Linked DNA regions of Mus musculus: region 1 is linked to region 2. Evidence: chromatin loops called from intact Hi-C (ENCODE). Cell type or tissue: gastrocnemius. All regions are shown on one strand. Each heading gives the region's core, and the rest is flanking DNA. Links, peaks and the distances in the headings are about the cores only.

Region 1 (6,191 bases), core at 1,931-4,430, 120 kb before region 2:
AGCTCCGGGGTACTGGTTAGTTCATAATGTTGTTCCACCTATAGGGTTGCAGATCCCTTTAGCTCCTTGGGTACTTTCTCTAGCTCCTCCATTGGGGGCCCTGTGATCCATCCAATAGCTGACTGTGAGCATCCACTTCTGTGTTTGCTAGGCCCCGGCATAGTCTCACAAGAGACAGCTATATCAGGGTCCTTTCAGCAAAATCTTGTTAGTGTATGCAATGGTGTCAGCGTTTGGAAGCTGATTATGGGATGGATCCCTGGATATGGCAGTCTCTAGATGGTCCATCCTTTTGTCACAGCTCCAAACTTTGTCTCTGTAACTCCTTCCATGGGTGTTTTGTTCCCAATTCTAAGAAGGGGCAAAGTGTCCACACTTTGGTCTTCGTTCTTCTTGAGTTTCATGCGTTTAGCAAATTGTATCTTATATCTTGGGTATTCTAAGTTTCTGGGCTAATATCCACTTATCAGTGAGTATTGTCTTTCATTTCTTAATGGTACATTCTGCCTAAACACCACATAATGCCAAGACTTAAAAGTCAGAGAGAAACGGGAGAGTGTGTCTTCTCAGAGCACAGTTCTCAGCCAGAGAAGCCTGAGATGTCAGTATCTAATCCCTGTGTCCAGACAATGTTTGACAGTGTTTGGCCGTGGTAACCCTTTAAACAATATATTTTACACAGTATCATTTACACACAGATGCACATGCACACATGCACATGCGCGCACACACACACACAGCAGTTAAATCAAAACTGCATACCCTAGGTAAGTATCTTCTAGACTGTATATATTATGCAATCTATTATTTAAAAATGCTAAGCCTGTATGTATTATATAGCCTAAAAAAGATGTTGTCTGGAAGATAATATTTTACTCCTGAGTCATGTTTGAAATTCACTAAAGCAGATAGTCTCCTAACTCATTCTCATTTCTGCCTTGTGTCTTCTGCCTTGTAACTATGGAGACAAAAAAAAATGTTTCAGGCACAGCTATAAAAGCTTGACACTGAAGCACTACTAAGTAACAAGCTGGAAGCAACCATAAAGTAAAGAACTTCAGAAGCAATGGTTTACTCTAGCACCCTAGGCATTACAGTAGCAAAGTGGTGGCCTGCCAAGGTGGCGTGTGAATACCAGCATCTGCTGTGTGGTCTAAGGAAAAACCACTCTGCCGCTCTAAACAGGATGCATCCTTATTAGAACCTACATCAGTCCCCCAAGCAGTGGACCAAGCAGAGGGAGCTTATGGGGGACACAGAAGGGGGTGAGGGAATCTTTATCAGATACCCAGTGCTGTGAACTGTGCTGTTTGTTGGGTTTGTCGTTTCACTGTATTTGAGTTAGAAGTATGAGGTACTTTACGGATTCACAGAGAGCATCATACTCCCACCTTGACTTGGCGCGTGCCATCTCAGCTCTGCAGGAAAGAATCTTGGGAATGCAGAACACATAGGTCTCTTCTCCACTTTCAGCACACATGTTCCTCAAAGAGGGAACAGAATCTATCAGATAAATCCAAGACTAAGTCTCCGCTGCTATGCCCCTTACTAGCTCTGGGAACTTGATCAAAACAGAAGCCCTCGCTTTAGTCATCTGCAAAATGGGAATGATAAGCAGACTCCCCCGCCACCACCACCACCACGTGTAAACACACCCCACAATCTGTGCAAAATAAAGTAATGAATCAGTTCTTGACACACAACAACTTCTCAATAAAATTTTTTTTACAGTGGTGATAATGATGTTCGTGATGGATAAAGGGAGTGGAAATGAAATATAAAGCAAGAATTGTATTTTTTTTTTGAAGACGACAAATCATAATGACACAGGCTGGAAGAATGAGCCTCTAGAAAGCAGCCTGGGGTGGGGAGGTGCTTGGAGCTGCTAGTAGAGGACTAAGGCTTTGAACAAAGTAAGGGCCTTAGAAAAAATCAGATCTGGAGAAGCAGGGCCTGACTGTCGGCTTACATGCCAAGCATGGTATGAGAGAGTGAAGAAAGCCTGCCAGGTCTGAGATCTTGCCTGCTGGGATAGGCTCAGAGAGAGTTTCCCTGCAGCCAACCTCACAGGACTCACCTGGGTTTACTGAGAGAGTTGATTTTAGATGCGAACCTGATCTGATTAAGGGATGTGCAGGTAGCTACTCAATCAGGACTTCTCAGTGTCCCTGTGGAGATGGGTCTGGAGAGAGTGGAGTTTAACCAACAAATGGAAATAGCCACACTCATGTAGCTGCCTAAGGACCACACAGTTTGTTCTCAGATTTCTGACTTGGGGACTTGCACAACCCCCACCAGATCCAGCACAGTTGACGAAAGGCTCACTGGAGGTAAGGAGAATGGCCAGCTCAGTTTGTTTCTTAGGATCAGCTTGTCTGGCACGTTTAGCCACAAGCCCTTACGGTGTCCTCCAATGTCCTGCATCCCTGCTCTATCTTACGCTAGCCACATACCTCTTGTGCCCATTTACACCCTCCATGCTGATAACACAACTTCTCACATGCAGGAATCACCGAGTATGGCAACCTTGTGCAAACTCACAAGCTATCAAAGACCTGACTGAACTAAGAACAAAAAGCGAGCTCCCGTGACAGCACTCCAGACAACGCTTAACCAGAAGTGTGTTTGGAAAGCACAAGATCTTTATCAGCCTTGGTGCAGAGTCCTCAAGGCAGACTCACAAAGCAACTGGACACAGACAAACAGGAGGATGGAGGTCCAGATAAACATAAAAGACATGAATTCCCATTGAGCCTCCTCCAATTTACCAAAAACAAATCAAACCTTGGAAACTAGACTATAGCAGGTCACACGCCTTTCCATAGTGCTACTGGGCCTGAGTTGACGAGGTGTTTGAATCCTTCGGTTTAGGAAGCAGAAGACAGGAGTAGGAGAAAGGGTCTAAGGTGGTTCTTTAATGGCAGGAATCCGCTCTGTTTCCACCCTCTCCACCAGGGGGCAGCATAGCAACATTCATTAAGTACCATGTTGACTTGGTAACTGAGGTCATCCAGGCAGAGACAGGGATTGGCCATAAGCCAAAACTGTCTGCTGGAAAATCTGCTGCTGGGAGCCTGGGAGAGCATGTGGCTAAACTGAAGGAGAGATGGTGAAAGAAGAGTATTCAAAAGTATTGGGAACCAAAAGCATGGCTTGTGGCCTTAGAAGAAGTGACACAAGCAACCTTGTCAGCTGGCTCCAGGTCTCTGTCCTTGAGGCTGAGCCAACAGCACCACAATAAGCAATGGGGCACGTGGTCCTGAGGCGGTGGGAAAGTCTGCAGAGACAATAGACATGGCGAGATCATCCATAGGAGACGGTCTTAAGACTCCACAGTGGTGAAAAAATGGAAAACAATAAGTGGCTGGCAGAGCCAATCAGAGTTTCTGTCTCCTGGTGACTCCTGGGGAACTGGGCAGAGGACCATACAATGGGATGAGTGAATGAGAGAAAGGACTGTTAACGGTGATGTCTGTAACCCAGAAGCTCCGGGAGGCCTTACTAAGAAATAGGTGTACTCTTTGCATCTCAAAAGACCTCTGGCAATGAATGAATAGATTTACCTTGAAATTATAGACCACGCATATCTTTCTTGTTCTCAAAAAGAGTGTTTTCCAGTCAGCCAAACTTAATAGGTGTGTGTGTAAGGGGGGGGGGGGGAATTACAGGTCTAAGACCAATCAACATGTATGCAAAACTTGGTTCTCTTTTTACAAATATGAGTTTCAGAATCTCTTGGCTCTCCAATTTCCATTAAAAAAATACAATCATGTTATGTCATGCAACATATTTTGCAGATTTAATGAGATAACTCATCTAAAGAATCTGACACATGTTAGCTGCTGTCCATAAGCTATAGCTATTGGTTTCCTTTATTGAAATCAATTTAGCATATCTACCCATGTAAATATTTGTCTAAGGTAATATATTTCAAGATGGTCATTGAGTTTGAACCAGAGCCTCAAATATTATCTCAAGTCTATATTCGTCATTATTGTAACAAATTAAATTAAACTTCAGTAAGCCTTTCGCATTATTGGAAAGGAGAGCAACAAGCAAACATGAATAGCCCAGCCCTTGAGAGGAAACGGGGTGAATTTCATTCAGGCTACTATGGCTGTGATAGCCTACAGCAAATATTGATAGTAGCCAGCCCTTGTTGTATGGCACCCACATTCATTGCCTATGACCTAGCATATGTTCAGGAAGTTATCAACTCTATGGCTGGCCCACCAGAGCCACTGGTTGCTATTTGGTTAATACTGAGATTATCTAGCAAATATTTGGACCAGACCTCTGCTCTGCGTCACTTCCGATGTCAGTTGACTGTTTCTTTTTAGACCACTGGTCCTTGTTTGGATTTGTATCAAGACACGCATGGCCTTACCATACTCTCCTAACCTCCTCCCCTGAGAGATCAGTCATCCTCTTCATAAAGGGAAAGAAACCATGATCCCGGAGGAGCAGTGAGCTTGATCACAAGGAAATCTAAGATTATTGAAAGGACCGGCCAGCGCTTGTGGCTCAGCAGTCAAGAATGAATGAGGCTACAATGCCACAGGCTGGCTGAGGTAGAAAGGTTCCCCTCAGGCTTCTAAAATGGAGGGGGGGAGGTGAGAAGCTAAATGAGCAGACATAGGGTAGGACAGTGGACCTCTCTTTCCTCCCCTCCCTCTTTACTTCCTTGCCAAATTTGTCTATGAAACCAGGCTCTAGAGCAAAACAGTGTGGTATAAGTGTGGGTTCCAATAACCCAAGCCAAGGTGGCAGGACTTAGAGTATACACTTTCCATATTGTCACAGAGGCATGGTAAAACATCAAGAAACATAAAACAGACATATGGAAAGTATATGTTTTCTTCTGGAGGAATGAAGGTTTGGTTTCCTTTGAAAACGCCAGTTTTCCTTTCTCTTTATCCTCATTAGCCTCTTTGGCTGCTCTTAAGCACACCCACCAAACAACAGAGGGTGGAGGAAGAGATATTTTTAGCTGATATTCTGGGCACAGATTCCCATTCTTCCACAAGTTTTGGCTTAGCAGCATGGCACCAGGCCAGTCCAATATATATTCTTAAAGGGAATATATGTTTCCTGGGTGCGTTCTCTCTCTCTCTCTCTCTCTCTCTCTCTCTCTCTCTCTCTCTCTCTCTCTCTCTCTCTCTCCCTCTCTCTCTCTCTCTCTCTCTCTCTCTCTCTCTCTCTCTCTCTCTCTCTCTCGTGTGTGTGTGTGTGTGTGTGTGTGTGTGTGTGTGTGTGTGTGTTGCATTAGGAAGGACAGGATATTATGAATGATGCTTTGATGGGAAAGATCCTGGGATCCCAGCAGGGGGCGACACCGAGAGCTCCATGAGTCCTGTTTACCCTGACCACTGTCACTTGTCACTCATGATTTCTATTGTGCTGTGCATCAAAAAAAGAAGAAAGAATAAAATAATATTGTCACAACTCAATGGTTCCTCATAGAATTAGCAGATAGCAACAGTACTGTAAAAGGAACTAAATATACCTTGAAGACAAAGAAGGGTGTTGCAAAGCCACTAGCGCCTTGGCAGGTTGGGTGAAAATCCTCACGGAGACATGAAAACCAAGGGCTGTTGCTGAGGGCATTTTCAGGTAGAAAGAAAAAACAGCTCTGAGTTATTTGGGTTTCCAGAAGGCCTTTAGTTCATGGACCTCAAAGCAGGTGTCATCTTGCACGACATCTGAGCTCTATGTACAAGTGAGGGTGTTGCTCAATGGTAAAGCCACCGCCTGTGCAGGGTTTCAGGTTCAAACTCTTGCACCACAAAAATAAAACGAAACAAAAACTGTTTAGTTTGAGAGAATGAGAGAGAAGTCAGGCTTTGATATCTGTTGCTCTCCAGAGAGGGTGATGGACAGCGGGTCCTGCTCTTCGCGCCAGCATCCCTCCCGAAGGCTGCCCTTTCCAGGTAGACTTGGGGAGCCTTGAGGGCTCCCTAAGGGCAAATCTGACCCAGTACATGCGGCACGGTCCTTGTTTCTTGATGGTTTTTATTTTCACCCTTCTATTTTTAAACCTTCCTTTATTAATTAAATTCTTCAATTATCTCGCACCTGTTCATTCAGCTCTCTCACTTGCATCAAACCCGAAAGATGCCAGACAGGCCCATTAGGATAGCTACTAATAAAAAGATAGAAAAGACAAGTGTTCACAAAGATGTGAGCTTGGA
Region 2 (6,191 bases), core at 1,680-4,179:
TTTTCTAGCACTGCTGGTCTAGATGTGCAGATAGCTTCAGTTATTACAGCAGCTGCTCTACATTTGCAAGTTATCACTGGCACGTTTATTTTATGCAGGACATGCCTTCTAAATGTCTTGGGTGTTATTCACCCTCCATAGTTAAAAAAAAGCTTACCACAGTTTTGCACCCCACCCCCATTGGCTTGCATTCCCCACCGACACCTTTTTCCAATGGGGAATGGATTCCAAGACATTTCTGTATGGTCACTGCTTATGAATGCCAAAGAGGTGGAGTGTGTGTGTGTGTGTGTGTGTGTGTGTGTGTGTGTGTGTTCTTCAAAGCAGAACAGCCTTTAGTCCTTGCTAAGGCAGAAATATCATCTGCAAAGCAGGGAACACATACCAAATGTGACTCACTCTACCTAGAGCAGATCCACAGCAGGCCTAGGTTGGCAATCTGGAGGCTTAACGGTACACAAAGACCTTTCCCACCAGTCATGAAGCTTGGAATTGAGAAGGACAAGTGAACCCTTTCAGGTCACCAGGGCTCTTTCTAAGCTGTTCAAAGGGGGCCTTGCACAGACTGTAGCTGCTGAGAAAAATGCTCTAAACAACACTACTCCTCAAAAAAACCCCATCCCCAGTACTTTAGTCTGGTCTGTGGCGTGCTGAACATTCTTGCCTGAGACCGACTTCAACTTGTCTTGGGTAGGTTTCATAGAGTAACTCGTAAGGCAGCTCTCCATAATTACTTCCATTCACAAACGTCTCTATTGTTCCTCTAATTGACAGTATGGCCCCAGAACACCCACAGAAGCTGAGCCTGTCACTCACACATGCCACAGTTCTCAGCAGGACTTCACCACCACCACCCCCAGCCTACATCTATTTTACTGTGGAGGCCATATTTCCCTGGGAAGAGCTTATCTTTAGACCCTGCCTGAACCTAGCTAGGCCTGGCTGCTGCAGAAAGTTGCCTTTCGCAGGACTTCCAGATTCTAGGCCTGTGAACTGTATCCAGAGTGGAGCTAAACCTAGCTGTTGATGCGCAATCTCAATTGCTTCCAGAATTCCAGACACCTAAATGTAGGAACTGCTGTTTTCCAAAGCTCCTTGTCCTCTTCTGGAATCCCTGTCTCCTTTAAGGAACAAGTGTCACTGCCCCTTTATATGGCAAACACCCTTAGCCAGCAAACATACTTCTCCCTTGCGGGGTGCCTAGCAGAGATGGAGGAGAATCTGTCTAGCTTCCCAGAGGTGAACAGGACTGTGGATCTAAATCATTCTGAGCTCTGAACAACAGAGCCGAACAAAGTCTTGTGTTTTTGTAAAGCTTATTCATTTTACTTCCATCCGACACTTGTGTATGATACAGGCCACACCAGGTTAATAATCAGATTTTACTGCTATGTGGGTGTAAACGCTCTTTCTCTCTTCCATTTACTTTTCTGGGAATACAACACTTTCTCATAAATGCATGCTCGTTGGAAAGAAAATATTTCATAAGAGTAATGCATAGGTTTCAGGTTCAAAAGCAGCAGATTATGTGTTTTAAATTAAAATATTTTAATAATGTATTCCACATTTACCTTATTTAAACTGCAATATCTATACTTAGTCAAGTGGTGCCTCCCTCTGAATAGTCAGGACTTTTTCTATGTGTCTGCACTCAAGTTATTATCTGTCAGAGAAATAACTGGTTATTATCAATTAAAAGAAAGGTAGATGAGAATATCTTTTGCCTTGACTGGCTGTCAGTCAAAGGCAGGACGGAAACACACAGAATACAGACCTAACTTGTTCTCAACAAGTGCCTTTAAAATTATATATATTTTATAATTTTATAAAAACACACACACACACACATATATATGTGTACATATATATATGTAAATATATATTCTGACTTCCTTTAGACACAGTAGCTCTAGTTTCCCCAGCAGCTGAGAGTTCAAGCCCAGTGCGTTTGTTTCCCAGTTATGAGAGCTGACAGTTCATGATCTGTCCTTTAAGATGGACCCCTTGGGCTGTAATCATCTGGTAAATTTCCCAAACTCCCGTTAGAGCTCCCGTGGGTGACTTCCACCAGTCCCACAGGAGAGGAATTGAAAACACCCTTCATAGTTCTGTCGCTCACCTTCCAAAAAGAGCCCCCTTTCCCCATCCACTACAAGATAAGAGCTTGCTCGAATCTTTATAGCCCTTAACTGAAAAAGGGACTTCACGTCCACCAAGTGCTTTAAAGGAAGAGCCTCCAAGCATTTGAGGTAAAAGATCGTTCCATTCTCATCTAAAGCCATATTGACCTGCATGCCCGGCAAACAACCCCCTCCCCCATTGCTCTAGCCCTGCTCACTCTGCTACTCAATAACTTAATTACCATCCAGCAACCTGCGGTTCTAAAAGGCACTGCCCAAGGTTGCACCTTAGGATTTTAAGTTGTTGTGACTGAGGTGCCAGGTAAAGCCAGGTGTGGTGTGAGCTCAGCCACTATTACTGACCATGAGGTCCTGAAATCTTAAGCACCCTTAATACTAATAATTTATTTTATAGGCAGGCACTTAGTTAACGAATATTAAATATGGTTAATTGCTGCATTTGTGACTGACACCCAGGTGGTAAGTAGGATGGAGTCTATCAACCACCTTTTATTCATGAAGAAACTGAGGCAGGGCAAGGTGGGCCCTTTAGTCACTGGCCAGGCAAACCCCGCCCACCTGCACGTGGTAAACGGAGTCGCCCGTGGGCCTCGCCCAGATCCAGGGACAGAGCCAGGTCCTTTAGCCACACCCTGGGCCCTTGGGCGACCCAGCCTTGGACCTAGGCGCTCCTGGCGCTGCAGCCCCTGCCCAGCCAGCGCGGAGCACGCTCCATAATCTTCCCAGGACTGCCCAGACGCTTTCCGTGCCAAACCACAGGGAGGGACGGGGCCCAGCACCGAGGAGGGCGCTGAGAACTGTTTGTTGTTGCTTTTTTCCTGAATTACAAAGAAATCGGGGGAATAGAGCAGGAACCAGGACACAGTTCGGGGGGGTGGGGGGGAGAATCTGGCGAGTCACCTTGGCAGACCCCTGGGCGGCTGCCAATGCTCTCCCTTGGAAAGGGTAAGGCTGCCGAGTGTGCGATGAGAGCCTGGTGAGGATTCATTGTGGATGATGGATGACTGGCTTGGAACCCGTCCACACCACAAATTTGTTCCTCTGTACACCCAGGCAACCAGGAAGCCAAAAAAGATGAGGGCGGGAGGAGGGAGGTCGGAGTGGGAAGTAGGGCTTCAACTTGGGTTGCACTGAACTGCTGGCACCATCACCTCCGTAGCAATCAGCCCTTCCCCACCCCATTGGCTCTGATTTCCATCTTTCTTTTGGCTGCGCTGGTCCCCAGAAGCAGAGCTCCCCCGAGGTACTGTTTCCCTGATGTGCGCATTCGCAACCCCGGGCCAAACACAGTCTATCCAGGCAGGGATTACTAACTGCAAAGAGTTTTTTGGCTGGAGCTAGCGAGGGCAGCCTCCCTGCCTTCCCGCCTTCAGCATCTTCCCCCTCTGCCGCGCCCCTGACCTAGCCATCCACCGGCACAGCTGCCAGAATCGCGTTTCCGTTCCACGGTTTTGATCATGTAGCATCCCCCTCCTTGGAAGACCAAAGTGAGTCCCAGTGGTCTCATATGTCAAATCTCAATTTCTAACCACGAGCATTAAAGTTCCTCCCCTGGCCCCCCATCTTGCCTGAGGGATCTTCTCCCAGTGCAAAAGATCAGCAGAGGTGATACAAAACTTTATAGCGCCCCCACCCCCTTAGTCATTCCACAAGTGTTTATTGAGAGTATAATGTGCCAGGCATTGAACTATGTGCTGCAAATACAATCGCAAACAAAACCATCCTGCCTCACTGACTTCACACTCCAATGTGGAAAATGGTTACGTAGGAATGGAGTTTTCTTGCTCTTATTTGCCAGTTATACAACATAGTTCTTCTCATTTAAACCTAAACACGCCCTTGCAGCATCAACTAACAAATATGCCCAGATGAAAGACCAATCCCAGAATGTTCCAAGAAAAATAATTCTGGGGCTGCCGAGTAACAGAAATAGGGGTTACTTCCTCACTTACATTTTAAGTAGTTTCCAAAAGTGCTGACCAGGTATTAATTTCCGTGTCAAAAAAAGCAAATATTTATAATACTTTCCTTTTTTTCCTGGTTAGCAAAGAGCAATGCTGTTTCTTTTAAGAAAAATTTCAAAACTACAGAATGCATTAATAAGAAAAATATCTATAAGCCCAATATTACTTTATTACAATGCCAATAGTTTGTTATATTAGCATCAACTACTATATTTTGGGTTCAAGTTTTAGATTATTTTTGGAGATTATTGTGAATAATTTTCCATGACATTCAAATATCCTACATTATTTTCACACCTCCCTAATATTTCACAGGAATTAATCACCACCAGTCTAGTCAATGTTTATACATAAATTGTCGTGCATTCCCTGAAAGGGAGACAATTATGAGAGTTAAGAGTAAGCTATGGGGGGCTGGAGAGATGGCTCAGCAGTTAAGAGCACTGACTGTTCTTCCAGAGGTCCTGAGTTCAATTCTCAGCAACCACATGGTGGCTCACAACCATCTGTGATGGGATCTGACGCCCTCTTCTGGTGTGTCTAAAGACAGTGACAGTGTACTCATATACATGAAGAAGAGGAGGAGGAGGAGGAGGGTGAGAAGACAGCAGCTTCGTTGTGGCGGGGTTGTACATGGCAAGCAATACATGGCTACGATTTGCCTTTGCCTTCTGGTTATAATACCCAGTCCCTTACCCCCTCTCATGCCCCATCCTCCACCCCCCCACCAACTGCTACCAGCTCCAGGGTTCCCCCTCCTAAGAGTTTTCTCCTGGGTGGAGGCTTCCAGGTGGGTGCTCTGCATCTCCTCTAGGGAACACCCTGTGAAGAGGTACTGAACACTTGAGGCAGACCTCCACTTTGTGTCACCTGACAGGTTCTTCTTCAGATTCAAACCCTCTGATGTCCAAAGACCAAGGCTGAGTAACAAAAGTGAAATGTGTTTGTGTGTGTATGTATGTGTGCATGTGTGTGTTCTAAAGTGTATGTATGTGTGCATGTATGTATGATGTGTTTGTGTATGTGTGTTTGTGTATGTGTTCATGTGTAGTTGTGTGCACCTATATATGTGTGTACGTATGTGTGCATGTGTTCATGTGCTTATGTGTTCATGTATATGTGTGTATATGTGTGTGCATGTGTGTGTATGTATGTGTGCATGTGTGTTTATGTGTGTGTGTGTGTTTGTGTGGTGTGTGTTTGTGTGGTGTGTGTATGTATGTATATGTGCATGTGTTCCTGTGTGTATGTGTTCCTGTGTGTCTTTGTGTCTGTGTGTGCACGAGTGCTTGTGTATGTACATGTGAGTGTGTGTAGTATGTATGTGCTTGTGTGGTGTGTGTATGTATGTATGTGTGCATGTGTTCATGTGCCTATGTGTTCATATATATGTGTGTGCATGTGTTTGTATGTGTGCATGTGCTCCTATGTGCATGTGTTCATGTGTCTGTTTGTGTGTGCATGTGAGTGTGTGTGTGTGGTGTGTATGTGTTTGTGTGGTGTGATGAATGTGTGTGTGCATGTGTTCCTATGTGTATGTGTGTGTATGTGTTCATGTGTCTGTGTGTGCATGAGTGCTTGTGCATGTGTGTGTGTACATATGTGTGTGTGTATATGTGTGTAGTACATGTGGATGCATGGGGCAGGTTTACGTGCACTCACCCACAGTTTCTGTGTAAAGTACAGAGATGGATGCCGGCTGTCTTTCTCTATTGCTCACCATCTTACTTTTTGAGATAGAGTCTCCCACTGAAACTGGAAGCTGTCCATTTTGAACAGACCTAGCTGGCCAACCCAGGTAACCCCCCGTTCCTGCCTCTGCCAGAGCTGGAGTTCCAGAGAAGTGCCCATTCAGCTTCCATGAGAGACCCAGACCCTGGTCTGCATGCTTATGACAGAAACACATTACCACTGAGCCATTTCTCTCACTCCCCTTGGCTCATTTGTCCTTACACTGTTGGGAGTAGACTAAGTCAGGTTACAAGAATGCAGGGGGATCTGAAACATGAAACACTGAGCATGCTTAGAGATGTCATTCACCAGGAAGAGCATCCAGACTTCAGAAGCCTTGGCCCTTCTGAAGATC

What was found. Hi-C counts contacts between places; a loop is a spot of excess contacts. Peaks named below come from ENCODE experiments on the same cell type or tissue, not always from the same donor. Only the 100,000 strongest peaks of a DNase experiment are listed, where the experiment ranks them.
Region 1: it touches region 2 in a loop (2.2-fold over the local background); 2 of 42 quality-filtered maps call a loop at or near these places.

The regions. Positions count from the first base shown.
Region 1 is chr1:167,779,093-167,785,283 of GRCm38, reverse strand. The region is part of intron 2 of Lmx1a (LIM homeobox transcription factor 1 alpha); the gene reads right to left. Among named protein-coding and RNA genes, the nearest start is that of Lmx1a, 93 kb to the right of the region's middle. In gastrocnemius, for the core only: a CTCF peak has its summit at 2,952 (motif pointing right); DNase peaks (open chromatin) are centred at 1,974 and 3,003.
Region 2 is chr1:167,657,955-167,664,145 of GRCm38, reverse strand. No RefSeq gene overlaps it. Among named protein-coding and RNA genes, the nearest start is that of Lmx1a, 29 kb to the left of the region's middle. In gastrocnemius, for the core only: no CTCF peak of the experiment used is centred there; DNase peaks (open chromatin) are centred at 2,870 and 3,136; H3K4me3 peaks cover 986 bases; H3K27ac peaks cover 845 bases.